Linked DNA regions of Homo sapiens: regions 2, 3, 4 and 5 are each linked to region 1. Evidence: chromatin loops called from intact Hi-C (ENCODE). Cell type or tissue: mammary epithelial cell. All regions are shown on one strand. Links, peaks and the distances in the headings refer to the core of each region. The heading gives the core; the rest is flanking DNA. Region 1 overlaps THADA (THADA armadillo repeat containing). Region 2 has its middle 17 kb from the start of TRI-TAT2-1. Region 3 has its middle 49 kb from the start of TRI-TAT2-1. Region 4 overlaps LINC01819 (long intergenic non-protein coding RNA 1819). Region 5 overlaps LOC112268413 (a long non-coding RNA gene).

Region 1 (6,184 bases), core at 585-5,584:
GCTTTCTTCATCCATTGAGAGAAAAGTAGATCACAGTTACTACTCTGAAGAATAAGAAATGCAAGTTCCACATTCTCCCCTCTAACTAGGGTTGCATTCTGCCTGCAAGTCACTTCACTGCCTCCGTGTATTCAGACGGCAGTCACATTCACCTAAGGCTTGACTCTTAAACTCATAGTTTTACCACTAGGCACAGATCTAGCTTTGCCAGGGCAACTATGCTCTTGGAAGGGTGTACCTCAGGTGTGGCCCAGCCATTCCAATGTAAATGATGTTCTTCTCTGTCATTTATATTTTTAACTCTTAAAGGTTTTAAGCACATGTAAGTATATTTAATTATTATTAATTTAAAGGAAGTTCATGGGGCAAAAGGTTATGTTTAAAAGCAGGAATTCTCCAGTAATGTAAATAACACTAATTTCTTGATGACTTTGGATTTTTATTGACTCCTAAACTGAGACATTTCTTTAGCTAAAGTCAGCAATACGAAGAATCAAGTTTTTCATAGGGGACGGGGTTCCAGTGTTAGAACACTGCTATTACATATACAGTTCATCGCTCATTCAGTCATCAGTTTCTTCTCACGCCTATGTATGTGAGGTTACCATGTGAATGGCAACATAGAAAAATGACTGGACCTCATTACAACGGAAACTAATGTTTTACAGAAAAACAGTCAGGATCTTATTTTTTATTTAAGCAGTCACTGGAAGAATTCTTTGGTTTATAAGAACCTGTCTTTTTGTGATAATTGTTTTTTTTTTTAACAAACATCTCTTATTTTACATTAATTCCCAATTTTAACACGGCTGTCGCACACAAATTAAATACATAAGATTTGGGTGCTATGTGAAAAGTGTCAAGGCAAAATAATGTTCATAGGAAGCTTTCACGTCTTAGTTACAGTAAAAGCAAAATACACTTCCCTTAATTTGTTTTTTAAACACTACCCAACAAACCCAAAAAACTAAATGTTTTAACTTGTCCTTGGAAAGAGAAGTTGGGAAATCAAAGGCCTCTAGCACATGTTTACTTCTTAGCAAGATGGTGAACATCAGTGAAGTAATCATTAATCATAGCTGGATTCCTCAGCAAAGATGTTGGCATTGGCACTACAGCCAGTCACCAGCAATGACTGCAAGTAACTCTAGGACACTGACGCCTATTTGATTTGGAAGAGAATAAGGAACATAATGATGCCTGAAATGTCCTGTGCGCCTTTGCCTTTCTTCATCTCAAGGCCTTGCAACATCACAAGCGCAGCTGTTAACCAGATGCATGCAACATAAGCCACAGAGTGTGAGAAAAAAAGTATTAGCATTATTTCCATGGAACTAGTCATGTGGTTATTATAGAAATAATCAGCATTAGCATACTACAATATTTGTTTTGTTCTTGAATTGTAACACCCTAGGGAAAAAGTTGCCTTTATTTTTAAAAAGTTAAAAATGAAAGTACATGTTATATATCTTTGCTGAAAAATGGTGGGAAATGGATTTGTCAAAACCATATGGAAAGGAAGAGGGAATCAATTAAAAACAGAAATCTAATAAATCTAAAATATTTCCAAATGAAATGCTTGTGGTAAGCTAACTTCTTGTAAACACCGCACTCAAGTCACTTGAACAGTCCCAGATGGTGAACTAACTTTGTGGTCTTAAAACAAAAGTCAGCCAAAAAAACCAAGACTACAACTTTATTATCAATGCAGTGGGAAACATGAGATCCATAATCAACCAACATGTTACTTTTTTTCTTTCCAAAATTTAAGAGATTTGTGGAGTTTTACTAAATAAGACAATTTTAAGCTAAAGTTTAAGTCTGTGTATGTGAAATGGAGAAATAAAAATTAGAGATAAAACTACAGTTAAAAGTGAGGTAAAATCTACAGTTATTTATATACCTTAGAAAAAATTTCTAAAAATGCCACAGTTTTGAAATGTATTATAAAGTCTAACATTCTAAATTACCATGAACTTTCTTCAGTTAACATTTGTATGATTTTATTCAAGAAAAATTTTAAACCTTTTTTTAGAGTTGGGTTATAAAAAAAAAAGTGATTTATGCGTTGACCAGAAATTATACATGGTGGAATAAACATGTGCCTTACCTGCTCCACCGTCAATAATCCATCAGAAGATTCTGGCACAGGCTGCATGGGCAGAAGCTGGCACAACATGCCTAAAAGTAAAGCAACTTCCTTCATACTTCTCCAACAACATACCAGCACCATCTGCGCAGTTACATCACATGTTTTTACTTCTTTACCTTAAACAAAAAAAAACACAACGATTGCAACCTTGATTACTCATATCCCAGGTTTCTAAAAACAAGCTTATTCATAATTTCCCCAAGAATAATCTGCTTGAACAAACCCGATTTGTCATGTTATATTTACTCAGAAGGAAAGAAGCTAACATTTGTCGAGCATGTGTTATGAGAAGAAATCATGCTAAGTTTTTTTTTTTTTCTTTTTTGGAGACAGGGTCTCGCTCTGTCACCCAGGCTGGGGTGCAGTAGCATGCTCATGGCTCACTGCAGCCTTGACCTCCCAGGCTCATGCAATCCTTCTACTTCAGCCTCCCTAGTAGCTGGGACTACAGGTATGCGCCACCACACCCAGTTAATTTTTGTATTTTTTTGTAAAGACAGGGTTTCACCACATCACCTCCTGGACTAAAGCAATTCTCTCGCTTGGGCCTCCCAAAGTGCTGGGATTATAGACATGAGCCACCATGCCAGGCCCAGTATTTTAATTTATTATTTTCAAATTAAATTTTAAAATAAAACACAATATTGTTCCAAAACTTGTTTAATCTTTAATTTCCAAAGATTAAACAAACTCTGCCTCTCTGTCATAAAGTATGATATGGATGACTATAATAAATACACTCCTTATTTATTTTGGTGAGCATGACTGTTGCATTAGTAAAGGAGTAGAATATAACTTTTAAAATCAAAGGAAAATACAAATTATCTTTCAAAATATATTTAATTCCCATGGCCAATAAGCTATAATTAGCCTTACTTACTCTCTTATTCTAGTTTTAGGAGTATTTTTGGTACTGATATTTTTTTAAAATCCAAGATGAACTATTATATTAAATAAAAGAGCACGCTGACAAAATGGTACTTATAGGGTAACCTCATTTGTGTTTTTATTTAAAAAGCCCAATGCATTAAATGGGTAAGTGTACATACACATAAACATATAAAATAAGTACAAAATAATATATTGCACTAAAGAAGGAAGACATGGAATTGGAGAGGAAACCTTGGAGGAATTTAATTTGTTTTTAATTCATATGTACCTCTGTTGTTTGAAACTATTACAATAGGCTATAATTACATTTATACATTATTTTGTGTAATTTAAAAATTTAAGTGTGGAGATAATTTTTTGCAAGACAATATCCCCACCTAGTGGAGAATGTAGAATATGTAATACATCACTAAGAAATTGCTGCTTCTGATGACGTTTTACAGCACTGCAGAAAATTCAGTAACAACTAATGATCAAACAAGATGTAAGAACTCGAATTCTGGAAGCTTGACACAACAAAGCAGCTCCCATTTTACTAATAAGGTTTGTTTCCTTTAAAAGCCTGCTTGACTTTAAGAACTCTCACAGCAGACAATGAACCACATTGCTGGGAGAAGTTGATTGCTGCCCAAACCCAGGTTCATTATATAGCACTGCTCTTATATCACCTGGGCTGTCAAGGCAGGTTTTATCACTCCAAGGCTTTCTGTTCTAACAGCTTGTTCGCTGCACAACAGCACCTAATAGGCTGGTGAAAGTCTTCTTTAATTTAATTTAATTTTATTATTATTATACTTTAAGTTTTAGGGTACATGTGCACAATGTGCAGGTTAGTTACATATGTATACATGTGCCATGCTGGTGTGCTGCACCCATTAACTACTCATTTAGCATTAGGTATATCTCCTAAAGCTATCCCTCCCTCCTCCCCCCTCCCCCCACCCCACAACAGTCCCCAGAGTGTGATGTTCCCCTTCCTGTGCCCATGTGTTCTCATTGTTCAATTCCCACCTATGAGTGAGAATATGTGGTGTTTCGTTTTTTGTTCTTGCGATAGTTTACTGAGAATGATGATTTCCAATTTCATCCATGTCCCTACAAAGGACATGAACTCATCATTTTTTATGGCTGCATAGTATTCCATGGTGTATATATGCCACATTTTCTTAATCCAGTCTATCATTGTTGGACATTTGGGTTGCTTCCAAGTCTTTGCTATTGTGAATAGTGCCGCAATAAACATACATGTGCATGTGTCTTTATAGCAGCATGATTTATAGTCCTTTGGGTATATACCCAGTAATGGGATGGCTGGCTCAAATGGTATTTCTAGTTCTAGATCCCTGAGGAATCGCCACACTGACTTCCACAATGGTTGAACTAGTTTACAGTCCCACCAACAGTGTAAAAGTGTTCCTATTTCTCCACATCCTCTCCAGCACCTGTTGTTTCCTGACTTTTTAATGATTGCCATTCTACCTGGTGTGAGATGGTATCTCATTGTGGTTTTGATTTGCATTTCTCTGATGGCCAGTGATGGTGAGCATTTTTTCATGTGTTTTCTGGCTGCATAAATGTCTTCTTTTGAGAAGTTCTGTTCATGTCCTTTGCCCACTTTTTGATGGGGTTGTTTTTTTCTTGTAAATTTGTTTTGAGTTCATTGTAGATTCTGCATATTAGCCCTTTGTCAGATGAGTAGGTTGCGAAAATTTTCTCCCATTTTGTAGGTTGCCTGTTCACTCTGATGGTAGTTTCTTTTGCTGTGCAGAAGCTCTTTAGTTTAATTAGATCCCATTTGTCAATTTTGGCTTTTGTTGCCATTGCTTTTGGTGTTTTAGACATGAAGTCCTTGCCCATGCCTATGTCCTGAATGGTAATGCCTAGGTTTTCTTCTAGGGTTTTTATGGTTTTAGGTCTAAAGTTTAAGTCTTTAATCCGTCTTGAATTAATTTTTGTATAAGGTGTAAGGAAGGGATCCAGTTTCAGCTTTCTACATATGGCTAGCCTGTTTTCCCAGCACCATTTATTAAATAGGGAATCCTCTCCCCCATTGCTTGTTTTTCTCAGGTTTGTCAAAGATCAGGTAGTTGTAGATAAGAGTGGCGTTATTTCTGAGGGCTCTGTTCTGTTCCATTGATCTATATCTCTGTTTTGGTACCAGTACCACGCTGTTTTGGTTACTGTAGCCTTATAGCATAGTTTGAAGTCAGGTAGCATGATGCCTCCAGCTTTGTTCTTTTGGCTTAGGATTGACTTGGCAATGCGGGCTCTTTTTTGGTGCCATATGAACTGTAAAGTAGTTTTTTCCAATTCTGTGAAGAAAGGCATTGGTAGCTTGATGGGGATGGCATTGAATCTATAAATTACCTTGGGCAGTATGGCCACTTTCATGATATTGATTCTTCCTACCCATGAGCATGGAATGTTCTTCCATTTCCTTGTATCCTCTTTTATTTCATTGAGCAGTGGTTTGTAGTTCTCCTTGAAGAGGTCCTTCACGTCCCTTGTAAGTTGGATTCCTAGGTATTTTATTCTCTTTGAAGCAATTGTGAATGGGAGTTCACTCATGATTTGGCTCTCTGTTTGTCTGTTATTGGTGTATAAGAATGCTTGTGATTTTTGTACATTGATTTTGTATCCTGAGACTTTGCTGAAGTTGCTTATCAGCTTAAGGAGATTTTGGGCTGAGAAAATGGGGTTTTCTAGATATACAATCATGTCATCTGCAAACAGGGACAATTTGACTTCCTCTTTTCCTAACTGAATACCCTTTATTTCCTTCTCCTGCCTAATTGCCCTGGCCAGAACTTCCAACACTATGTTGAATAGGAGTGGTGAGAGAGGGCATCCCTGTCTTGTGCCAGTTTTCAAAGGGAATGCTTCCAGTTTTCGCCCATTCAGTATGACATTCGCTGTGGGTTTGTCACAGATAGCTCTTATTATTTTGAGATACGTCCCATCAATATCTAATTTATTGAGTTTTTAGCATGAAGCGTTGTTGAATTTTGTCAAAGGCCTTTTCTGCATCTATTGAGATAATCATGTGGTTTTTGTCTTTCGTTCTGTTTATATCCTGGATTACATTTATTGATTTGCATATATTGAACCAGCCTTGCATCCCAGGGATGAAGCCCACTTGAT
Region 2 (6,184 bases), core at 600-5,599, 710 kb before region 1:
CTGCAATGAGCTGTCTGCTACTCTACATTTTTTATTATCTAATTTATTCCTCAGAAGCCTTTCATGACTCCCATTTTAGAGACAAGACACTGAGGCTTGATAATGGTTCTGTAATTGCCCAAGCTCAGACATCTGCAAAACGGAGGAGATGGGAGCAACAAAATCCACCTGACTCAGAAACCTGGCCCTTTCTAGGTGTTTTGCTAAGGCTGGGGGCGGGGGGCAGAGATGTGGCTGGGACCTTATCTTGACAGATGTCCCTCAGTCCAGGGGGATGGGGCTCTCTCCTGGGATCTAGGGAACACCCCAGTGACTAGACAGTGAACTAATTTTTTTAAAAAAAGAATTAAACTATTTTATTTAACATGTCATAGTCATAAAACAAGTCCATATATTTAGTTTTCTGATATCCTAATGTATTTCCACAAACCTTTTAAGTCTACAATTTTATATAGTTTTCCATCAGGGAGGCAAGATATATGTAATTTCTTTCTTTCTTTTTTTTTTTTTTTTTTTGAGATGGATTCTCGATCTGTCACCCTGGCTGGAGTGCAGTGGCGTGATCTCGGCTCACTGCAACCTCTTCCTCCCAGATTCAAGCAATTCTCCTGCCTCAGCCTCTCGAGTAGCTGGAATTACAGGCACATGCCACCACGCCTGGCTAATTTTTATATTTTTAGTAGAGACGGCGTTTCACCATGTTGGTCAGGATGGTCTCAAACTCCTGACCTCATGATCTGCCCTCCTTGGCCTCCCAAAGTGCTGGGATTACAGGCATGAGCCACTGCGCCCGGCCTATAATTTCTTTCTATATGTAACTAATTAAAGGTTTTTAAGAGGGTTTAATCTCTAAATAATTAACAGTTTAGTCATAACACCATAGAAACACATTTAAATATTCAGGAAAGAGATTTTTAAGATTATTGCTTAGTCTTATAAAATGGTGAATTTTTTTTTTTTTTTTTTAGACAGAATCTTGCTCTGTCACCCAGGCTGGAGTTCAGTGGCGTGATCTCGGCTCACTGCAACCTCTGCCTCCCAGATTCAAGCAATTCTCCTGCCTCAGCCTTCCAAGTAGCTGGGATTACAGGCATGTGCCACCATGCCCAGCTAATTTTTTTGTATTTTTAGTAGAGACGAGGGTTCACCATATTGGCCAGGCTGGTCTCGAACTCCTGACCTTGTGATCCTCCCACCTCGACCTCCCAAAGTGCTGGGATTACAGGCGTGAGCCACCGTGCCCAGCCTAAAATGGTGAATTTTAACCAAATTGATACCTCTGTATTCTTATTTTATGTTTCCTATACTCTTACATCATACTGCTTGGCAAGTAATGTAAGTTTTGACGTAATTTAAAAATTCAATTAGTTGTAAACAAATTCTAATTTGTTAAACAATTTATATATTCCTCTTTACTTACTACACTACCTCAGAATTAATCTTCCTTAAAAAAGTAATCATCCCACATAGAAAAAACTGCAGAGCTTCATCTCTTTCTTAAATATTTTCAAATAATGTAAGAACATAAATCCATGTAAAAACTGATTAAAAATGGACACTTCATCTTCCTTTACTAATTATGGAATAATAGAAAGAAGTAAATATCATGTTCTTAATATTTCTCTGCTTAACAGAGAAATACGAAGAAATACTGCAATTATGGTTATGGGAGATTTTCTAGCTTCTTCAAGTACAGGACACAACTATGGTTCCTACCAGTAAGGAGAAACGAATAATCAATCTTACATAACACAAAAGAAAGGTGAGAGGCACAAAAAGACAAACTGACTTTGGCTTTTAAGAACCTAATGTTAACCCTGAAATGCCCGATTGAGTAACACAACAACAAAACAAAAGATGACAGCAGCAAGTCACCACTTCACACAGTATTAAGAATTCTGAAATACGTAATAGCCTTCCTCCCATGTCCCGCTCAATCTGTTGTGTTGTCTTTTTGTTTTTCCTGCTTTTTGGCTGCAGGCAGTTCAAGGCTTGCCCACTGCATCGGTTCAGCTTTTCTCATAGTGATCTCAATCTTTGTTGCAGTCATAGTTACATAACTTCACTTTACATCAGTCACACCCCATAATTTCACATTTTGATGAAATCCCTTCTCTCCTTCAAATCCAATGTGCACATTTAACAACGTGCTATTTACTTCTACTCGGCTAAGTTCTGGAAGTGAATTTTTAGCATATACTGAAATGGTAACTTCACCTTCAGTCTGATGCCAGTCCTCTCTACGTGGAACATTTTCCCCAGCATCCTTTTTAGCCCATATGTGTTTCCCTGTTGAACAGCCCTCTTGGGCTAAGAATGTATTAAAATCAGAAGTTTTTCTTCTACAACAGCTCCAGTATTTCATCCCCTCATGGAAAATAGGTACTCCAGAATGATACACACAGACTTCTTCTAGACTCTCTAGACCCCGATATGTCTTTGAACACCCTCCATTCTTACATGAGGTCCCAATCTTAATTTCATCAGTCTTGTTGCTCTCTTTTTGTTTTTTTTTTTTTTTTCTGGTGGAGTCTTGCTCTGTTGCCAGGCTGGAGTGCAGTGGTGCAATCTTGGCTCACTGCAACCTCTGCCTCCCAGGTTCAAGCAATTCCCATGCCTCAGCCTCCCAAGTAGCTGGGACTACAGGTGTGCACCACCACGCCCGGCTAATATTTTGTATTTTTAATAGAGACGGGGTTTCACCATGTTGGCCAGGATGGTCTTGATCTTCTGACCTTGTGATCCGCCCGCCTCGGCCTCCCAAAGTGATGGGATTACAGGCGTGAGCCACCACGCTTGGCCTCTTCTTCTTTCTTATCTTCTTCATTCCCTGATGACAGTTTAAGTTTATCAGGTGAGGCAGATATTTTTAATTCCAAATTTGTCATTGGTGCATCTGGGCTTGGCCTTTTGATTGCTTCTACTGGCTTCGGGGCTTGAATGATGTGTTCCTGAAATTTGGGTTTCAATTCAGATAGTTCTTTCTTCTCAGTAGTCTTTACTTCAGGTTTGACTGGCTCATGTGGCTTCTCACTATTATGTCTACCTTTTGTACAGCCTACAATGCTTAAGAAATCAGAAAAATCAATTGTTCTTCTCTTATATCAAGACCAATCCTTAATGCATCGTGAAAGACTGGAACACCTGGGTGGCATATGCAAGCATCATCGGAATTGATCTCAGGATCGAAGCGCTGACCGCAGCCCCGGTTGTAGCACAGCAAGGCCATTTTCTTTTCCCACCGTCACAGGCAAGGCCCAAACACCGGGAACGGCAAGAGGGTGCATTTGCCACTCCCGTGTCGCTAGCACCGGCCTTGACAGTGGACTATTACAAGGATTTCTGTGGGCCCGCTCTGAGCCGCCGTTTCTGGCCGTGCAGACGGACTTCTACCACACGGTGGCGCTGCGGCTCTGCCATAGAAGGCTCCTCTCGGTCCAGGAGACAGGCAGGGCCGGCCACAGGACCAGCCTCCGACAGCGATTTCATCCGCACCCTGCGGGGCAACGTGGGGGCCTATCCGTAGCTTTCAGCGTTTCCTGGACCCTACCAGGACAAGAATCGCGGGGAGAGGTGCGAAGAAGGTCTGGAGAGGAGGAGGCTTGGGACAATGCAGAGTCCTGGAAGTGAGGCTGACCGCTGACCGCTGTCAGGAGGGACATGGACCGCTGCCGGGGAATCATGGGATTTCCCACCGGCCCAGTCATCTCCCACGTCGGGAAAAGGGAAGAGCTGCTTCCCCATGGCGTGTGCGCGTGGGAAGGGTCTCGGGCAGAGAAGAGGCACTTTTTCTGTCCTCCAGGCTGTTTCCGCCAAATGAAGACCTGGGCTGGAAGAGCCAGGAACAAAGAGGAGAGTCGAGTGCTGAGCACCCAGCGGGAGAGGATGCAGCCCGGTCATCTCACACCTGCTGACCACACAACATCGTCTGCGAGTTCCCCCCACCTACTTCGCCTGCAGCTGCCATTTGGGAAGATGACTCTTGCCTCTTTCACCGTCTGTTTTTTAGATTAGGACTCACGGGCCTAGGGCAGGAGTCAGCTCTTCCAGATCTTTATCGAAAAGTAACATCACACTTGTGCCCAGGGGTTCGAGACCAGCCTGGGCAACAGGACAAACCCCCTTCTCTACAAAAAAACCCACAAAATCTGTGTGGAAGGTGTGTGAACCCTTGGGAAACAGAGTTGCTGTACACGTGTATCAGGCCCTGAGCCAGCTGCAGGGTGGGCATTACTGCTTGGTGCCCTCCGCCCTCACTCTTCCTCCCTGGATGTTGAGGATGGCCCCGTAAACCTTGTTCATAGGGGTCCCTCGTTTTCTGAGACACCTCATCTGAGCACTGACGAGGGGACACAACTCTTGGCTGGGAAGCAGGAGACTGAGCATTGCCTTCAAGCCATCCCCACACATGTGACCTCAGTCAGCATTCTGCCCTTTCATGGGTGTCAGTTGTCTCGTCCATAAAATGGGATGATGTTCTTGTTCCAGCCGGCATACTGGATGACTAAATGAGGGAACAGGTAAGAAGCTGCATTGGAAAAAGGTACCATTCAGCTGCAAGACATCCTTGTGCAGTTCCCCCAGGGCTAATGGGGTTTGGTTGCCCACCTTTGCTGTGTCTCTTCGTGGCGCCAGCAGGTGGCAGCATTGCCTTTGCATGTGCCGGCTCCACCTCTGGCCTCTCCCAGACATGCAGCGTGTAGGGCAGGGGACCATTCTTCACCCAATTCATTTCAGGGGTCATGGGAAGGAGGGATCTGAAATGCCCTGAATGGGAAGGGCCTGGAAAGAAAATGAAAATCTCATTCCTCCCCTCAAAGAAACACAGATAAGCCAGGAGAGCAGGATCTGGTGCATGAGCCCAAGAGGGCTAATGTGACCACTTAGGCTGAAGGGGGACCTTACCTCTCTCTGCCACAACGGTGTCCCCCACCACCTGGAGGAGGGAACTGGGGATCCAGAAGGCTTGGGTCCTTGTCTTTGGTTGGAAAAGTCAGCCAGCATTGCAGTGGGGCAGCAGGAATTCCTCTATTTTTGTGTGTGCAACAGAGTTGAAAACTTAATTCACTCTATAATTTATTTGTGCAAAAAAAAGGTAATTTCCTTATTTATGAGTCTATAATGAATCTGGCCTTTCTTCCAACCCCTGCCTGATGATAAGCGAGAAAAACAATGAAATTTTCAACTTGATTTGAACATCCTGGGGCCAGAGAGTTTAGCCGGTCTTGTTAAGTGATCTTATTAATTTCTCTTGGATAAAATGCTTAGTTCTCAGACTGCTTTGCCCAGCTTCTCCCACTGTGGTGCTGTTGGGGTTTTGTAGACAGTCAAGGGCAGCTTGTGTGGCATCTGGTAGGAGGCATGAGTTGGGATCCTGGGGTGTGGTGTCCTCTAGACCCAGCAAGGTCCCCTGTCCCTCCTGGCCACTGATCATACTAGAAGCTGAGTTTATGAAACTCATGGTCCAGTCCCTCCTGATCTGACTAGAGCCCATGTGGCGCCCCTGGCTGGCCAGCCCTCCTGCACCTGGGCCCCTCCTCCCCACCAAGTCTCCTAGCTGTGCCACCATGGCCCCAGTAGGGCTGCTGGCTCACAGGAATGGAAGTTGGCTTTGAAAGCTGAACTTTAGTGGTGCCTCTCCCTTACCGGGGAGCCCTGGTGCTGGAGGCAGAGGCCGAGTTGGTTTGCAGCTGCCTGGGATGCCACTTCTTCCCAGAGTTCCAATGTGAGTTGGGGACAAGGGCTTCTTTCTCTCAGGGAGGGGTGAGTGGGCCAGTGCTTGGCTCTGCTTGTTATCCTTCTAATCCCCTTCGTACCATCCCCTGGGCAGGAAGGAGGGGACCAACACTCTTCCTCTTCTTGCTCAGTCATCCATTACATAAAATTCCAGGGCCACACCCAAGGAGAGGGATGAGGGAATCCAGGAAACATGCTCTCAAAAGAATAGCCTGCTTTAGAAGACTTTTGATCTGCAGCATAATCCTATTTTGCATGTCAAATACCAAACATTACCACATTTTTTCTTCTGTGCATTCTGTCTATATCAAACATTAATCCTGGTCTCTCTTTAAGCAGAGATGCATGCCTCAGGCCAATGAAGATGAAGATCATGTACCCATCAAGGCAAAAGAGAAAAGCACTGCACTCCAACCCGGGCAACAGAATTATTATTATTATTTTTTAA
Region 3 (6,184 bases), core at 682-5,681, 680 kb before region 1:
CACCTCCTGGGCGGTCACGCCCTGCTCAATCATCCGTCCTAGGAAGCGGATAGAGTCTCTGGAGAGAGTCCAGGGGATTGGAGCCACACAGTGGGGAGCACACCAGCTAAATGAAGGTGACTTGTGCTGACCCTTCAAAGGCTGAAAGCCAGGAGAGCCACTGCCTTGGATAGAGAATCTTGGGGCCTGGCTCCCATTTCCTCTGTTTGGGGTCTATGGCTACCTTCATTCAAGTCATCGCCCCCTCCCTTTACCCTTCAGGCTCCACCCTCTCCCTGCATCTGAGGTGTCCTTCCTCGCTCAAGCCTGGGTTGGAGGGATCACCCCCTTTCTCCCTCCACCCTGTAACCACCCTGCTTGTTGAGACGTGGCTCCATCTCTGGGCCACACGCTTCCCATTCTCTTTAGTCTAATGTTTCCCTGGTTATACAGCTTATTCATGCTAATTGTAGGAAGCACGGGAAATTCGGAAAACATAAAATGAGGAGCAAAGTTAGGCCTAGACCCGGCACTTAGAGATACACACTTGCCCGTCTGGAACATTCGACAGTTGCGGGGTGCCCCTGACTTGTAACAGCACTTCCTACCCTCAGCACGTTGGTATTCTCACTCAGCTCTACGAAGTGGCAGCTGCCGCCACTCATTTTTCCTTTTCACAGCTGGGGAAGCTGAAGCAGAGAGCTGCGGCCACTTGTCCCGAGGCGCATCGTCTCAGGCTCCCCAGCACACCGTCCACTGTTGCCTTGCACCCTACCCCATGCCATGGCCTGCTGCCTGCGCTGGGGCCGGCAAGCCTCCCTGCATGGTGGGCACCCTTCCTAGTCCCCTGCCTGCACCTGGTCTGACTTGTGGGCTGGCTCTGAGCTTCACCCATCTCCCTGGGGCCACTGCAGCCAGGATGGGGAAGGGCGGCACATTTCAACGGCGTGCCTCCTGGAAACCACATCAAATGGTGCAGCTAGGAATTAATAAATAAACTTGGGAGACAAGTCAATTACCCTCTCCCTGTGCCCCTGTCCCCCAGGGGCAAACAGTGGCATGTGGTTCCCGGCCTCAGCATGCCTTCCCGGGGGCAGGCCTAGTGCTGCAGCTGGCTTCTGTCAGATTAGCTGGGCGAGATGCAGCAGGCCTCTGTCCTCTGGGGAAATGGATCCCTTCCTGGGAGGTGGGGACGGCATTCCCGGGTTACTCTGTTACTGCCCTCTTCCTGCACCCGTCCGTGTCTCACTGTGTTCATGGTGCCCAAATCACTGCCCTCCCTAGTCCCCGACACAAACGCTTCTGGTCAGCCGTCATAACGTCTGCAGCTCCGTCCTCAGAGCTGGAAGCTGACATTACTGAGACTCCAGTAAAGGTCCACACTGCTTAGTGTCGTCAACTCATCAGAACTAGCATTATCATTTAAAAATCAGAGGGACTACTTGATGCTTTTGAAAACATTTATTTATGGCTGGGCGTGGTGGCTCACACCTGCAATCCCAGCAGTTTGGGAGGCGGAGGCAGGAAGATGGCTTGAGCCCACACGTTCGAGACCAGCCTGGACAACACAGAGAGCCCCATCTCTATAAAATAAAACAAAAGTAATAAAGAAAAATAAAAAAGAAATAGCCGAGTGTGGTGATGCATGCTAATCCCAGCTAATCAGGAGGCTGAGGTGGGAGGATCGCTTGAGCCCAGGAGTTCAGGGCTGCAGTGAGCCATGATCGTGCCACTGCACTCCAGCCTGAGAGACCGAGCAAGACCCTGTCTCAAAAAAGAAGAAAAGAAAAGAAAGGAAAAGAAAACATTTATTCACTCAGCAAATTCTTAACAATGCCTGCTTTGTGGCAGAGTTTTTTCTAGGTGGCAGAGATACAGAGACAAGAGACGCAGCCCTGCCCCATAAGGAGCTTACAGTTGTGTGGAGAAGTCAGACAATACAGCTACCATATGGGGCACTTCGGGGGGAAGGAGGGGGACCCAGCACAGTCTAGAGGGCTCCCCAAGGGGCTTCCTGAGTAGCTGATGCCTGAGCTGCATTATGAGGGACAAGTCATGGGGGCTGGAGGGTAGGATGGTGACTGCTGTTCCAGATGGAGGGGACAGCTCTGCAAAGTCTCAGAAGGGGAGTGAGGTGAAGGGGGAGAGCTGTGAAGGCACTGGCCTGGCTGGAACTTGGGTGTGGAGGGAGCAGGGTGAGAGCAGAGGCTGGGAGTGGGGACACGGCTGTGAGGGCCTGAGCTATATGTAACTGTTACAGAGTTGTGTCTTAGGGGTGTGTGTGTGTGTTGGGGGTGGGGGGGTCGGAGATGGAGTGGCCACATAGACTTCTTTCTTCCTTTAAGTTTTGAAAAAAGTGATGGGATTATGGATTCTTTCCAACTGTGTGTGTGTGTGTGTATATATTGGGGGTGGGGTTTTTTTTTCTATGTAGAAACTAAGAAATTAGCAGTCTGACAAATATCAGAACAGTATCAGGAAAGAATGAGTCCTCTTCTGACATTTACTGTCACTGAATTTTCTATGGTTGTATTATATAGGCATGTCCTTTAGATCAACCATTCTCAAGTTTCAGTGTGAATGACCACTGGGGACATTTACTGAAAATCTGGGTGTTTGGGATTTGTCCTGGAGATTTTGATTCAGCAGGGCCCAGCATTGTGCATTCTTCAACAAATTCTCCTGGATTATGTGGAGTCAGTTTCTACTGCTTTGATAAACTCATTCCGAGAGCCTGATTATTTCCTCTTGGGGAATTTGCTGGCAATTCAAGAGTCTACCACCAGATGGCAGTGGTGCTTTGTGATGGATCTAGGCAAAGCCAGTTTTCTACAGGGGGATAGTTGTTGAACAGGCAGTTCTCCTTTATTGCAAGAATGTACAGAAAATAACTCTTTTAGATAATTTCTAAAATAATTTGATCACGAAATCTTAGATATAGGAGCTTGTTTTAAAGTTAAATTTACCCTTCAAACATTACAGCTGAGCTTTCCAATATGGTGACCACTAGCCATGTGTGGCTTTTGAGCACCTGAAAAGTGGTTAAATTGTGATGTGCTGAAAGTGTCATAAACACATTGGCTTTCATTCTTTAGAAGTTCCTATGACTTAAAGACATAAATAAAAAAATTAGCTTTCAAAAGCAAAAAAAGTCTTATTAATATGAAGATTGCATGTTGAAATATTTTGAGTTGAGTTAAATAAAAGTTTATTAAAATTCATTTCGCCTGTCTCTTTTTCCTTTTTAAATGTGACTACTAGAAAAGTTTAAATTATATGTGTCTCATATTCTATTTCTAATGGACAGTGCTGCATTGAAATAATCTAAATTAATTTCTTCATTTTTGAAAGTGAGAGAATCGAGGCCTCAAGTTTGATGGAAAACTGCTGGATTTGAAGTCAAAGACCTGTATTTAAGTTCCAGTTCAAACACTGACTTCATGCCTCTGGGCAAGCAATATACCTTCTCTTAGCCTCCATTTCATTGTCTGTGAAAAAGGGATAATTACAGCAGCCTTACTTAAAAGAGTTACTTAAAAGACCAAGTGAGAGAATGTGTATAAAGGAAGTTGTGTAAACTTCGAAGCATCATAAAGGTATGAAATTACTATTGTTGTGGTTACTGATAATGACTAGAACTCAGGCCAAATAAACTCTACAAGTCATGAAAGCATTCACCGTGTGAAAGTCACTGGATTGGGCACTTCTAGACTGTTAGGAATTTATAGCTGACTTGAGGAGTTGCTACTTAAGCTCACGAAATGGAAAATGACAATGCAATACACGATAAAAACAGTGATTCAAATAAGAAATGGAAAGTTTGTCCCAAGGCATATATGGTTAATAGTGAGTGTTACTGCTTTTTCTTTCTAAAGTAAGCATTTATTGAGCTGGTACAGTAGGATTGGAAGGTTGGGGTTGGGAAGAGGGAGTAATGAAAATGATGAACATGTTTTCTCTGTTTACAAAGAGGTTTGCCATCTGAGTAGAGGAATGAAGGCAGACACAGAAGACATGAGCGACTGAAGACCCAGTGTGGAAGCTGCCAGCCTTGGTACTTCCAATAACAGCACTGGAATTAGGCATATGTGACAGGGCTGCCAATTCCTGACCAACTCTCAACTCTCCTCTGCTATATAGAATCTCAACTCGTTAGGGTTGGCAATTGGCCCAGCTAAAATACTTCATTTTCTAGTCTCATCTTGAAGCTAAGGATAGCCACATAATTCAGTTCTGGATAATGAGGTGAAGCATGAGTGGTTGGGTTGAGCTTCTAGCAAAGTTCCTTAAAAGGTGGACATTCAGCTAGTGCACACACCAGCACCATTAACCTTTCCTCTTGCCTGGACTATGGATGTGATGGTGGTAACTTCAGCAACCATTTTGTGAGCATGAGTTCAAAAGTCATACCCTATAGTAGCAGAAGAGAAGGCCAGGATGAGCCCAGGATCTGGACAACATCGTGGAGATGCTGGGCTGCCCTGAATTTCCAGCCTTTGACCTTTTCATCATGTGACAGAAAAATGAGTTCCTCTTTTGTTTATGCCTCTGTGATCTGGGTTTCCTGTTCTATGCAGTCATTCCAATTCCTGAATGCCATTGAACATATCGTGCATATATCAAGGCTCTTGAGTTCTGTGTACCTATGGCAGGAAGAAAGTGAGAGGATTGTATTGGGGTCTGGGGCGAGAAGGTCACATGAGAAGGATGGGGCTACTCTTAAGCCCCATTCCAGCAGGTTGGGTGGTGGTGAAACATCCTTCCTTCCTTAGGAGGACGAGGACGGCAACTGATCTAAGAATCCCGAAGAAGGAGAAAACAGAAATATCACAAGGAGCAAAATTAGGAGAAGTGGGTTGTAGGCACTGAGTGGTGCCAGCCCACCCTACTTCATAGCCCTTCTGTAGAAGGTGAAGTAAGGGGAAAATTAATTGGCAACACATGTGGATTTGAATTTTCTATTTTTTTCAACAAATTTGACTAAAAAATTAAAATTTAAAATCTAAAAAATTTAAATTAAAATATTTTTAAAAACTTATGGTTGGCAGCATGCACCTGGACCCTGCCTTGGCCTTGCAGGATCCAGGGATGGGTGCCTGGAGTCCTCGGTTGGGGAGGCAGGGAATACCCTTCTGGACCTGGGCTTGGAGGGTCTACCCTGTCCAGCCTCCTACCCTTGGCCTCCTGGGATGTCCCTGCAGGGCTGCCCCTGTCTTCTTCATCTGTGCCCTCGAACTCTCCTCTCTCTGGCAGTGTTAGTGAGATGCCTTGTTCTATTCTGCTGTGTCTTTTTTAGTTTTCCTTTGTGTTTTCCTCTAGATTTCTCTTGATTGGCCCCAGCCCTGGTTGGTGCCTGTCTGCAGACAGGGCAGGTAGGGCTGTGGGTTCGAGAACTCCTCTATGTCCCTGGGTCCAGGGCCCTGGAGAAACCTGTACCCACTCCTCCCCACAGGAGCTAGTGGTCGCTGGGACCTGGTTCCAGATTTGGCTGTAGCCTCTGAAATGCGGGCAGAGGAGGAGGGTCCCAAGGGACTTGTGCTTTCTGTGGGTCGTGTCCCCACCCCCCACCCTGCCTAGCCTCATCCTTATATTTAATTACTTGAACAAGCTCTTTCTCATACCCCATCTCCCCCACCCCCCGCTGCCCAAAAAAACCCCCCAAAACCCCTTGTGGTGAAAAAACACACAGTAACACTTAGCATCAGTAACATGTATCATTTTAACCTTTTTTTTTTTTTTTTTTTGAGACAGAGTCTTGTTCTGTCACCCAGGCTGGAGTGCAATGGTGTGATCATGGCTCACTGCAGCCTCCACCTCCCAGGTTCAGGTGATCCTCCCACCTCAGCCTCCCGAGTAGCTGGTACTACAGGCATGCGTCACCACACTCAGCTAATTTTTGTGTTCTTTTTTTTTTTTTTTGTACAGATGAGGTCTCGCTATGTTGCCTAGGCTGGTCTTGAACTCGGGCTCAAGTAATCCTCCCTCCTCAGCCTCCCAAAGTGCTGGGATTACAGTCATGAGCCACTGCGCCTGGCTTATCTAAACCATTTGAATGGATTTCTTTTTACTGTTTCCTAAATCCTGTTTCCTTGCAGCCTTCCACCTCAGAGGCTGAGCCATGAGACTGACTGCCACAGGAAAGGAAAGGAAGGTAGCCATCTTTAGGCTCAGAGCTGACTTCCTTGACCTCACTATTGAGATACTG
Region 4 (6,184 bases), core at 852-5,851, 520 kb before region 1:
GCGGAGGCTGCTGGGTTTCTCCGCATTTTCCCATCCAGCCCCGCCGCCGCCTGCCATCCAGCCCTCCTCCCAGGCTTGCTGCAGCCGGCCCAGCTGCGAGGGGGCCCGAGGACGGCACTGCACAAAGGCCCCATTCTCAGCTGGCGGGGGCTGTTATCAGCCCAGCCTAAACTGTGAATCACCTGCATCTGTGGGCAGCCCTGTGGGTGGGGCTGCTTGATTTCCCCTCTGGGCCTCCCTTGGCCAGAACCTGTGAGTGGGGGCGGACTCTCAATAAAGGTTCATTGTTTTCCATCCCCTCTGCTATCGGGTTCTGTGACTGCCTTCCCGAGCCCCTTCCTCTGCTCCTCATTCAGCCTCTTCTCCCTGGACCCTGGCCCTCTGAGCACCATTCCACACCCCACCTCACCTTGATTATCAGCAGAATCCCTTCAGGAGAGCCCAGGTGGTGACCCGGGAAAGCAGGAGAAGGGCATTGGCTGGCTTTGCCTCCAGGGCAGTCAGAATGAAGGCGGATCTGAACCGCTGGCTGGCTCCCCAACTTACTTGAGGTCCCCCACTGACTGCAGACAGCAACCAAGCTGTCCTGGGCCTGTGGTGTCACCTGGTGGTCAGCCTTGGAACTTGTCTGGGAGGTTGGGGGGGGGGGGGGCGGTCACACATGTTCCGTAATCTCTCTATTCTTCCCTGTTTTTTGTTTTTGTTTTAAACTGTAATGGGTTCAGTTCTGCTCATTCTTCCTCAGGCCATCTTTAAAACAGAAATTCCAAATCCCAGAGCCTACTTCGGTCATCTCCCTTTCTTCCGACCTTACCCCAATTACCTCAAGAGGTCCTTTTCCCACTGTATGTTCAGTCTACCCAGCCAACGTGCTGACTGAGACAGGGCAGGCCCACCCCCAAGTCAAGAAAAAGGCAGACTGAAAGTCAGAGAGATAACTAGAATGATGAAGAATAGAAGTTTTCGACTTCAAAAGCCCTTGAAAACTTTCCTTCAGAATGCCACACCCATCTGCCCATCCTCCTGTTAAGAACCCTGCTTTCCTTCAAGCATCAGTTTTCAAGAGAAAATAGGTTGACTTTTCCAGATCCGCATTGTGATTTTTCCATTTCTACTACAGGTCTTGCAACAGTAGGGTTTTCTGTCCTTCCCGTGTAGCTGAATGGCAGCCCAGCTTTGAGATGGGTTTAATGGGCATTTATTATGCCCCAACCTGGAAAACTGAGCCCCATTCATAACCCTGAGTTCTCGACTTTCTATTGGCTCATTGTGTGAAATGCCAAACCACTTCATAGAAACATTTTGAAATCTAACCCATTGGAAAGTCGGGACAGCCTGACGAAGATATTTAAAGGAAAGGTCATGAGATGCTTTCTGAGCAGGATGGTGGCTGCTGCTTCTTGTTCCTGTTGCCATTTCAAACAGGCTAGTATATGAGAACTATCTGATTTCCCCAAAATGGAAATCCTGATCCTTGAAGAAGTCTTGAGGCTTCCGAAATGGGTTGTGCCAGTGGCCTAAGGTTGGGGGAACGAGGTGTGGAGTGATGAGTTAAGTAGCGATGTGAGCACAGAGACTAGGCAGAGAGGATGTGAGGAGGCCGGGTTGAGTGGAGGATCTGGAGAGAGTTTTAGTGCCAAGACTGGAGACAGACCCAACTGACTTCTACCTGACAAGAAGGGCCCAGTGGAAACACATGGAGACTCCAGGCAGGTGAATAATTTCATATCCTACCAAAGCCATATTCTTTTACTATGTTCCACTTTAGTGTAGCAGAAACTGATCTGTGCTTGGAGGAATGAGGGAGTAGACAGAGAAGAGGGTCCCCGTTACCAAGTAGGCAGAGAAGAGGGTCCCTGTTAGCAACACTCCATCTCCTCTGAGCGGTTCAGCTCTCACCCCAATGAGACAAAAACTCTGCAGAGACCTTCCCCACCTTCCTTAGAGACTGACTGCTATTATACTAGCCTGCTCTTTTGGGGGTATCCCTAATCACCCTATTGCAAACCACTCATTAAAACATGCAACTGTCCCATAGAGGAGTTGCAGATATGGTTTTCTTGGTCTCCTTTTATTTCCAGTGATGTTGGAGTGCCTCCGAAAGATGGCACCCTGGGAAGCTTCTGGGTGCTGGGCACTGAGCATGTTATCTCATTTCATCTCCCTGCCAGGGCACTATCATAAGCTCCATTCCACCTGGTGCAACTGAGGCTGAGGGCAGTTAGGTTAGCTGCCCAAGAGGTTAAGAGCTGCTGAGAGCTGTTGAGAGCTGCCATCCTACCTTGGAGCTGAGATCTGAATTCAGCTTCATCCATCTTAGTCTGAAGATCTTCACTTCCTCCCCTTCCTGCAGGACAAAATGGAAAGAAAAAGCCCTTGAGAACAGGAGGGTAGGACCTATGAGGGGCCATAGGGGGTGGAGGTTCGAACAGGGAGCTACGAGCCCACTCAGATATCCAGTGGGCAGCAGGGAGGAAGACTGCCTGCCCAGGACGGCCACAAAACAGCCCTGGGGGGGTGAGGGGGGTGTGAGGAGCCAGCATGGGAAAGTGAAGGAGCCTTGTTCTGTAGAGGGAAACCCCCTCCTCCGCAGCAGAAACACTAGAAGTGTCCACTGATAGAACAGGGTGGGCCTGGGTCAGCAAAAAGCCCAAGAGAGATCTTTGCAGGAGAAATCTCTCCTTCGGTGCTGGAATTGGAGAGTGAATAAAGTCCTTTGGGCCAGGTGGAGTCAGCAGTGCCGAAAGCCTGGGAGGTGGCCCTGGTTGGTCCCTCTTTTCCCATCTCCCCTCCTTCAGCTCCAGAGCCAAGGAGGGGCTGGCCGTCCGTTCCTGGCCTCACCAGCAGAGGTCTCCAGAGCAGGGAGCAGAGGGCTTGGGGTGGGGGAGGGAATGGAAGGATGCCCTGCACCTTCCGCCCTGCTCACAGATGTCCAGGGGTCCACTGCATGGGTGGTCTTGACTCATGCATAGGTGTGTCTGTATTTGTGTGCATCCGTGTGGGGGTATGTAAGTGCGGGAAGTGGGTGTATGTGCATTTATGGGTGTGTAGGTGTCTGTGGGTGCATGCATGTTTGTAAGTGTGCTGGGTGGTGTCTCTGCGTGTATGTTTGCCCATTCCATCTTCGCACATGTTGGCACTGCTTGTGGCCCTGCGTATATCTGTGTGCAAGTGAGTCCTGCATCATTTGTGCATAGTTGTCTATGCTTGGGCTTGTAAGGAGAGAGGAGAAAAATAAGTGACCTGGGGAAGGGGATGCTTTGACATCTCAACATTCTAGGAGGCAGGGATGTGGGGTCGTCTGTACTGTCCCATGTCCACACACACTGACCCAACCTGGCCACCTCCTGCCCCTTCCTTAGCACAGACCCTGAATTTGTTTGTTAAAACCTCATTTACAGCAGGTGTTGCTGACAACCAGTTCCCAGGAAGCAAGGCCTTCCAGAGCGCTCTCTCGCTCGCTCTCGCGCTCTCTCTCTCTCTCTCTCTCTCTCTCTCTCTCTCTCTCTCCCTCTCCCTCTCTCTCTGTAGCTGGTAAACATTATTCTCATTGTTGCGGGGGGCAGTGGAGCCACAGAGTATGGTGGGAGGCAGAGAGCTGCAGTGGGGGAACCACATGCCCATGGCTGACTCACCCATGGGTGAGCAAAGGCAGTGGCCATGAGGGAAAGTGCAAGGAAAAGCCCTGGACAAGGCCTAGCTCTGCTCCTGGCCTGAGGCCCTGCACTGGAGCTCAGTCAGTGCTGGGGGGCAGGCAGAAGGGAGGCCCCTTACCCATGTCACGCTGAAAATCCTTGCCGCAGGGAGTAGGGCAGAGTCTGGAGCCTACCACATGATGGGAAGGTGTGTTTACTTCCCACTGCTGCTGTAACAAATCGCCACCAACTTAGCGGCTTAAAGCAACACAAATTTATACAGCTCTGGAGGCCAGAAGGGCAAAATCAGCATCTTTGGGCTAAAAACAAGGTGTTGGCAGGGCTGCTCTCCTTCTGGAGGATCTAGGGGAGAACCCATTTCCTTGCCTTTCCCACTTCTAGAGGCCACCTGCATTCCTTGGCTTGGGGCCCCTGCCTCCATCTTCAAAGTCAGCTGAGCCTGGGCAGTATAGTGAGACCCCATCTCTACAAAAATTTTAAAAATTAGCCAGTGTGGTGGTACACGCCTGTAGTTCCAGCTACTCAGGAAGCTAAAGTGGGAGGATCACTTGAGCCCAGGAGGCAGAGGTTGCAGTGAACCGAGATCACACCACTGCACTCCAGCCTTGGCAACAGTGCCAGTCCCTGTTTCTAAACAAAAACAAACAAATGAAATCAGCTGCACGTGATATCTTCAAGTCTCCCTTCTGTCTGCTCGCACATGCCTTTTCACTGCCTTTGACCTTCCTGCCTCCCTCTTATGTGGACCCTTGTGATGATGTTGGGCCTTCCCAGATAATCCATGATAATCTCCCCATCTTAAGACCCTTAACAGAATTACATCTACAAGTCCCTTTTGCCTTTGAGGTGACATTCACAGGTTCTAGGGATTAGGATGTGGACATCTTCAGGGGGCCATTATTCTAACAAAGAGGACAATCACAGACAGACTGGCAAAAAGGGGTGACATTCCTATTCCCCCCATGGTTTCACCCATTGAGGACCCGCATTCCTGCTGAAGAGCCCGCTGGCCCTGGAGGGCTTTCCCCTGTGCTTTCCCTCATGGCCACTGCCTTTCTCCCCGACACGGGTGAGCCAGCCATGGGCATGCATTTCCCCCACTGCAGCTCTCTACCTGCCTCCCACAATACTGGCCCTGGAGTGAGCAGCTCTTGGCACCAGGAACTAGGGCTCACTGGCTGGGTAAAGGGTCATTGTCCTCGCTTCCTACCCTCCCAGCAGCCCGTGGCCAGGCACCAGCTATGACCCCAGCTCACACCAAGCCCTTGAGCCCCTAAACCCCTGAGCCTCCCTCATCCCCACCCAACCGGCTCCACATCTAGCCCCCGCCAGACCTCAGGCTTGTGTCCACTCTCCCTGAACGCTCCTCTCTGGCTCTCCCTCAGTCCCCTTACCCCTCTGGATTCCCGTCCTGTCACGGCCCCCACTCCTGGCCCCAGAGGCTGTCTGTCTCTTCCTGACTGTGGGGCTCCACCCTGCTGGCTTCAGGCCCCCCAGCCCTCTCCACATGTGCGAAAACCACATGCATGGGCTCTCTTCGGCTCGCCACAGAAAGCCCAACAGCAGGACCCAGAGTGAGGAGGATCACGCACGTTAGCCCAGCCGGGCCAGTGCTGGGGGGCCTGAGGGCACTGCCAGCCCCCCAGATGCCTTACAAAGCCAAACTCCCATCGTGGTCAGCCTCACATCTGGGATAAGGCTGGAAATTCCAATGGCTCTCGGCTGCTAAGAAATGTGTTGAATCTTCCCAGAGATTTGGTGGAAGTGGGAAGCATTGTGTGGTAGGGGTGGGGCCACTCCCGCCATAGGACTCCCAGAGCTCTGGGGAAGTCCAGATGGCACAATGTGTCCACAGTGGCTGTGTTGGTTCCCCCCACCCCCTCTGCCTAGCTCCCCGCCCGCTGAAGATGAAAGGTGCCCAGGGCCAGGGTGCAGCTCATTTCTCGCTGGCACCCACAAGTCTGTCTACTGGTGTGCATGTGAAACTCTGACGTTTCTGATAGAGACTTGAGTTATTTTTTCCTGGAGAGAAAAATGTTGACATGACTTTGGAGGATTGTCTGCCTAGAAAATCCCCAATGCACGAAGAAGACAAGTTCCTCCCCTTCTCACACACGCACCCCTGCGCACTCACGCACATTCCCTGGAGGCCCTGGTCTGTGGGCCTCCTTGGGGCCTCACCTCCGCCTCTAGCCCACGTCCATCCCGTGTGCGACAGGATTCCATAGAGCTGGGGCCTGCAGGGTCCCGGAGCAGGATCGGCCGCTGGCTAGTTCTGCGTCTCTAGGTGGAACCTATACTTATTAGGTTTCTGCAGCTGCTGTAGCAAATCGCTACTAACCAAGGGCCTTAAACAACACACGTTTATTCTCTTACAATTCTGGAGGCCAGCAGCCCTTAAATCAGTCTCAATGGGCTAATGTCAAGGTGTCGGCAGAGCTGGTTCCTTCTGGAGGCTCCAGGGGAGAATCCACTTCCTTGCCTTTTTCAGTGTCTAGTGGCCACCTCTATTTCTCAGCTTGTGGTCC
Region 5 (6,184 bases), core at 794-5,793, 600 kb before region 1:
GAGCTGGAGAAGTTGATGGGGCTTGGGTTTAAGTTTGCATTGTGACCTAGGCACCCTAGGAGATGGCACCCATGTGCCCAGAGCTCAGACAGGACTTTTCTGTCTGCCTCCCTCACCCAACACTTTGCAGCATTGGGTAGACTGAATAGAGTTGTGACTGTAGACACAGGAGACTCAATAACCATTTCTTCACATCTGCTTGAGACCATCTGGCCTTTGCATCTTGCCAGGCATGAGTTATTCCTCTCTTAACCCATGGAATCCATTGCCTGGCACGGCTTCCACGCCCTTGCACCATCCACATCCTCCCGTCCACATCCCCCCGTTCTCCAAGGTGGGCTCCATCCTACCTTCACCTCCTTCATTCCCTACCCTGGAGCCCTCAGGGACCTCCTTTTATCCCTTAAGCTCTTAACTCTCAACGTCTGCACCACTCTCATGTGGTAGTAATCCCCATTCAACATGTAACATTGTTTATCATCTCAGGTGGCTATGAAGGGCTTTGTATGTGCCTCTTCTATCCCCAAGCACACTCTATTTTTTTATTTAGTTATCATTATTTTTCTGAGACACAGTTTCAATCTGTCACCCAGGCTGGAGTGCAATGGCAGGATCTTGGCTCACTGCAACCTCCGCCTACCAGGTTCAAGAGATTCTTGTGCCTCAGCCTCCTGAGTAGCTGGGATTACAGGCATCCACCCCCATGCCTGGTTAAATTTTGTAATATTAGTAGAGACTGGGTTTCACCATGTTGGCCACGCTGGTCTGGAACTCCTGACCTCAAGTGATCCAACGGCCTTGGCCTCCCAAAGTGCTGGGATTACAGGTGTGAGCCCCTGCGCCCAGCCCCTTTAAACCATAGTTTAAACCAGCATACTTTAAACCAGCTCTGTTCAGTAGACTTCTAATGTGAACTACTTATGTACTTTAGAATTTTTCAGCAGTCACATTTAAAAGTACCAAAAAGAGACAAAATGAGTTTTAATACATTTTATTTAACCCAATATATCATAAAAGGTTATCATTCCAATATGGGAGTAATATAAAAATTATTAGTTAGACATTTTACATTTTCTTGTACAAAGTCTTCGAAGTCTGGTGTGCAGTTTATAGAAAGCTCTTCATCTGATTTAGATTTAATAATGACCTCTCCTTCTCTTCCACCTGCCCAATACCAAGCCAGAAAAGATGTAGCCCCACAAGCAGGGCATTCTGGGAATTGTAGTTCCTAGCTTCTCTCAGAGCCACAGAGAAGACCTTGGAAAGGGATAGTGGTGATGAATTGACCACAGACAATCCGGCCCATTATTCCACTGGGCAAGTGCTCCTAGAAGTACATAGGAGCCAGTTGCCAGGTTGGAGGAACAGCAAGGCTGCACAGGGAGGGAGGGCAGTGGGCACGGCAGGGGACCCTGAGCGAGCTGACTCCCAGGGGCAGAGGGAAGAGGAGCCTCTGGTGGGGGTAGGAGAATAAGAGATGGAAGGGCACGGAAGGAGGAAAAAGGTGGGTCTCTGTGAGTCCCTACCGCATTCTGGACATACAGGTGCTCTAGTGTCATGAGGCGGCCAGGCCCGCATTTCAGTGACCCCCACATTGGGGCGGGGCGAGGCTCACAGGTGTCACTCCCCCTGACTCTGGGTGCTAAGAGGAGCTGGGGCAAGGTGGTTGCCCCCAAGGCCTCAGATACTCTACTTCAGTGCTTCAGTGTGGGTGGACTCAGAAGCCGTAGGGACCCCACCCCTCCAGAAGGCTTCCCAAGCAACTCTCCTGTCAGCCTGGACTCCTGACTTCGATGCTTGTTCGCACATGCATGGCCACAGCTCGTTTGCTGTGCTGCACGGGGCATGCCCCCACTCACAAGGAGCCCTTCGGGGTCAGAGCCCAAACTATCTTCTAAATCCCACAGCATCTTGGAAGGTGCCCTACACATCTGTGCTGAAGGGAGCTGGGGTGGAGGCCAGGAAGAAAGGTTTGCAGGCATCGGCAGAGCCACTGAAGCTGCTCCTGTCACCAACAACCAAAGCTCTGAAAGAAAGGGGAGAAGTCCCTCCGGGGCCCCTTCCTTCATGCCCTGAGCAGCCAACCTGGCTCATACAGACCTCAGAGACCCAAGAGACATCAGAGATTAGCCAGAGCCAGTCCTTAGGCTTTCGAAAGGAGCAGCACAAACACACATAGGTGTGGGGGCATGAGGGGGGAGGAGGTGGTGGTGCTCCTGGCTGCAAGACACTAAGAGCACGGGGCCACACTGCTGGTGCTCAGCCCCAGCAGGGGCAAGGCTCAAGAGGGAAGCTGGAGTGTCCTCTTGGAGAGACCCCCACTGAATTAGATCACCTGCCTATTAATGAGGAGACCCCCTGACTGAGGACGCCAGCCTCTGACCAGTGGCTGAAACCCGTCTTCTAGGCATTAATCCAGAAGTTAGATGTACCATGAACCTTCTGGTCTTTCTTAAGAATCGTGGGATTTTTGGCCAGGCGCGGTGGCTCACGCCTGTAATGCCAACATTTTGGGAGGCCGAGGCTGGTGGATCACGCGGTCAGGAGATCGAGACCATCCTGGCTAACACGGTGAAACCCCCTTCTCTACTAAAAAACACAAAAAATTAGCTGGGCTTTGGTGGCTGGTGCCTGTAGTCCCAGCTACTTGGGATGCTGAGGCAGGAGAATGGCGTGAACCCAGGAGGCGGAGCTTGCAGTGAGCCGAGATCGCGCCACTGCACTCCAGCCTGGGCGACAAGAGTGAGACTGTCTCAAAAAAAAAAAAAAAAAAAAAAAAAAAAAGAATTGTGGGATTTTAGGGCTAGGCTGAGTTATGGTCTGAAGCTCACCTAGTCCAAGGCTGTCACCTCGCAGATAAGGAGACCAAAGCAAACGTGGAGTGAAGCTGGAGGTGGGCCTGGTCTCCTCCACAGAGGCCTTTCCTTCTTCCCCACCCTCCCCTTGGTCCTCCCTACTAGCCCCCACCATACGTTCTCTCTTTCATCCTCTCTCAGGGCTGGAATCTTTTCCCTGATAGCCCATCTTCTAAGACACAGCGGTCCCCAGATGTTACTTGAGCAGAAACAGAGCAAGCGCGGAGTGCCTGATGCCTCTGAGAACCTAATGAATGGCTCAGATGTCACGTGGCGATCTGGAGGGGAACACACATAGGACAGAAAACCAGACCCCACGGGACTGTTGAGCCCTCCAGAGTCAGACCGTGGTGTCTGAAGCAATGAAATAGGGTTAATTTGGCAAGGCTTGTCCCTGGGCACAGTTTCCCTCCCCGGCTCCAGTTTGTGCTTGCAATTCAAGTTTCTGGCACCAGATGGCAGCGTTGCTCTGTTATGAATGACTTGATGGAACAGTTTTAAAAGTCATTCATTCATTCATTCCACAAGTATTTACTGAGTGCTTTCAATGTGCCAAGCCCTTTTCTAAGTTCTTGGGATAGAGCAGTGAACTAAACACAAAAATCTGTGCCTCCTGGGAGCTTCATTCTCATGCAGGAAGACAATGAATAGATGAGAAAAACATTTGGCGCGTCAGATGATAGGTGCTATGGAGAAAAAAAATAAAGCAGATAGGGATGAAAGGAGGGCTGGAATAGGGGCATTGTGAAGTTAAAGGGGAGGTCAGAGATAATAAGATCAGGGAAACAGAGCTGCGCAGAGCAATGGAGGCTCTAGGCAGTGGGCGAAGCAGAGAATGTTTACATGGGAAGGGGCTTTAGAGGTGGCTTTGTTACATTTGACAGTTGGGGACACTGAGGCCCAGAGAGCTCAGTCTCAGCTGAAAAATCTGCCTCAATTGAAATGACCTGCCCAAGTGAAAAATCTGGAGGCAGGCAGCCTAGAGTTTCAGGTCCACCACATCCTACCCCGCTGCCCCTGCCACCTCCTAAACCCACCTCAGTCCTCCCGCAATGCAGCAGGACTAGGAACTCACCAAACTCTGTTTGCTTTTCTTTCTGGACACATTTTCTAGCCTGCCTTGCTATTACCATGTGCAGCTACCAAGTTCTGGCCAATGGCTATTGGGCAGGAGTAAGGTACATCTATTCCAGGCCTGGCCTCCAACAGTTCCTGTATCATCTTCCACGTACCACCTCCACTCCTTCCCCATCAGTGCAACTACAAGCACAAGACTCCAGAACTCTAGGGAATGAGGATGTTGCTAAAATAAGGGGGCCCTCTATGACTGCATGGAGATGAATACCCCATCACCATGCTTTGGACTGTGGTGTGACTGAGTTTGGTATGTTGAGCTATTGGGAGGTGGGGGTTGTTTGTTACAGCAGCTTTCTTACCCTAACTAATACACCCACCATCACTGAACCCAACTGAATGCATAGCCCGCCCAGCCTCAGCTCCCAACACTATATGGAGGACATCTGATGCTTCTGCCAACCCTTTCTCTCTTTGCCTGCTCTGAAGCCCATGTAGTCCAATGCCATTACCTCACAGATAAGGAAACCAAAGCAAATATAGCTGGTCATAGCTCCCTTTATATTCCAGGAGCCAAACCAGTTCTTGGTGAAGTTCTTTCTTATGATGCCTCTCCACCATCACCCAGAGCTGGGCACATGACCCAGGTGGTCATTCTGAGCACACAGTCCTCCCGGCCAAGTGACTGGTTCAGGGATAGACACATCATGCAATCAGAGTCTTGCTTAAGATTCAAGCTATAGATGCTGGAAAGAGGATCTGTCTTCCTCTGAGATGCTGAGTGATGACCAAGAGAGTTGGAAGCTGCTGGAGCCATTGCCCAAGGATATGAGGAAGAAGCTGTTGGGGGAATGAAACTAACATGTAAAGGTGGCCATAGAGCTGGAGAGAAAATCATACTCCACCATATTGTTGTTCCAATCTTGCCTGAAGTCAGGTCTTCCTTCAATTTCCCCAGTTACAAGGGCCAGTTAATTATCTTTTTTTTTGTGAGACGGAGTCTCACTCTGTCACCCAGGCTGGAGTGCAGTGGTGTGACCTCGGCTCACTGCAACCTCTGCCTCCCGGGTTCACGCCATTCTCCTGCCTCAGCCTCCCAAGTAGCTGGGACTGCAGGTGCCCACCACCACACCCGGCTAATTTTTGTATTTTTAGTAGAGATGGGGTTTCACCGTGTTAGCCAGCATGGTCTCGATCTCCTGACCTCGTGATCCGCCCGCCTCGGCCTCACAAAGTGCTGGGATTACAGACGTGAGCCACCACACCCGGCCAATTATCTTTTTAAAAATTTTGATTCAGTTTGAATTTCTGTCACTTAGAGCACAAAGAGTTCTGATTAATAATTATTGGACTAATATTTACTGAGCCCTACTGTGAGCCAAAAAACTGGGATAAAATAGTGAGCAAATTAGACACCAGCCCCTAGGATCCCCTGTCCACCATATACAGATATATGTGACAGGTAGGTTTGATGCCAATGAGAAGTTGTTGAGAAGTCGGGTCTCATTTTTCCACTTTCTAGGTTGCTGGCTTATCAAGATAAAGGAAGAAATATTTGCTTTTTCCTTTACCCTTCTGGAGCACCTGGCCTTTGAGTTCTTGAGGTTTGAGATTTCCTTATCACGAGGAGGAAAGTAACAGTCTCTGGTCTGTGTTTCCGGCTGAATGGAGAAGTTGCCAGGCCAGGTGGGCTGCCCCTGTGATTTGAAAGGCCTACGCCCCTTAGGAGGTGGTAAACAAAGTGTCAGTCAGATTTGGCCAGGGGAGGGCCATGGCCTTCAGGGCTTGTGAGGCTCTTTGGACTGAAGGCGAGAGGTGTTAGGGGTTTTGCAGGGGCCCCAGAGATCCGCCCCCATCAAGTGCTGCAGTGGCAGGGCCCTGGATGTTGGTGGGGGCTGCCCTGTGCCTTGGAGAACTGCGCCCAGATGCCCAGTCTCAGGAACCTTGAGCAATGCCCCCCAGGTCAAGCCTGCCTCAAAGTTGCCCTAATCCCTCTACTGTCTCGTGGGCAGCACTGGGGACAACCATGGTTGACAGTTAAGTCCCTACTATGTTAAAAACACATGTTTTCATGGGTGGGGCAAACTCTGGGGTCTTTCTGCATCACCTTCTGCATCAACTTTCTATAACTTTGACAAAGGAGGGTTTTAGCCAGATGCAACTTAATGTGGAACATTTAAGAAATGTAACATTTCTTGAATCCTAAATTTTGTGGCATGATATCATTTGTAATATATTTAATTACAAATTGTTGC

The links. Hi-C counts contacts between places; a loop is a spot of excess contacts. Peaks named below come from ENCODE experiments on the same cell type or tissue, not always from the same donor. Only the 100,000 strongest peaks of a DNase experiment are listed, where the experiment ranks them.
Region 2: a loop joins it to region 1, with 11 times the contacts of the local background. A loop is called at or near these places in 48 of 110 quality-filtered maps.
Region 3: a loop joins it to region 1, with 4 times the contacts of the local background. A loop is called at or near these places in 16 of 110 quality-filtered maps.
Region 4: a loop joins it to region 1, with 14 times the contacts of the local background. A loop is called at or near these places in 5 of 110 quality-filtered maps.
Region 5: it touches region 1 in a loop (22-fold over the local background); 51 of 110 quality-filtered maps call a loop at or near these places.

The regions. Positions count from the first base shown.
Region 1 is chr2:43,539,049-43,545,232 of GRCh38, forward strand. It overlaps THADA (THADA armadillo repeat containing), which reads right to left. Exons shown (of 38, transcript NM_022065.5): 21 at 2,111-2,268. Among named protein-coding and RNA genes, the nearest start is that of THADA, 54 kb to the right of the region's middle. In mammary epithelial cell, for the core only: a CTCF peak has its summit at 3,431 (motif pointing left); DNase peaks (open chromatin) are centred at 1,093 and 2,363; H3K27ac peaks cover 1,918 bases.
Region 2 is chr2:42,824,389-42,830,572 of GRCh38, forward strand. It overlaps the pseudogene CHORDC1P1. Among named protein-coding and RNA genes, the nearest start is that of TRI-TAT2-1, 17 kb to the left of the region's middle. In mammary epithelial cell, for the core only: CTCF peaks have their summits at 3,400 (motif pointing right) and 4,643 (motif pointing right); DNase peaks (open chromatin) are centred at 3,413 and 4,633; H3K4me3 peaks cover 205 bases.
Region 3 is chr2:42,856,380-42,862,563 of GRCh38, forward strand. No RefSeq gene overlaps it. Among named protein-coding and RNA genes, the nearest start is that of TRI-TAT2-1, 49 kb to the left of the region's middle. RefSeq lists an enhancer at 856-1,443. In mammary epithelial cell, for the core only: a CTCF peak has its summit at 2,765 (motif pointing right); a DNase peak (open chromatin) is centred at 2,762.
Region 4 is chr2:43,021,826-43,028,009 of GRCh38, forward strand. It overlaps LINC01819 (long intergenic non-protein coding RNA 1819), which reads right to left. Exons shown (of 6, transcript NR_110585.1): 6 at 6,028-6,184. Among named protein-coding and RNA genes, the nearest start is that of LINC01819, 15 kb to the right of the region's middle. RefSeq lists enhancers at 4,362-5,178, 5,179-5,994. In mammary epithelial cell, for the core only: a CTCF peak has its summit at 2,844 (motif pointing right); no DNase peak of the experiment used is centred there; H3K27ac peaks cover 232 bases.
Region 5 is chr2:42,943,720-42,949,903 of GRCh38, forward strand. All of the region lies in intron 1 of LOC112268413 (a long non-coding RNA gene), which reads left to right. Among named protein-coding and RNA genes, the nearest start is that of LINC01819, 93 kb to the right of the region's middle. RefSeq lists an enhancer at 1,832-2,631. In mammary epithelial cell, for the core only: a CTCF peak has its summit at 3,303 (motif pointing right); DNase peaks (open chromatin) are centred at 1,232 and 3,312.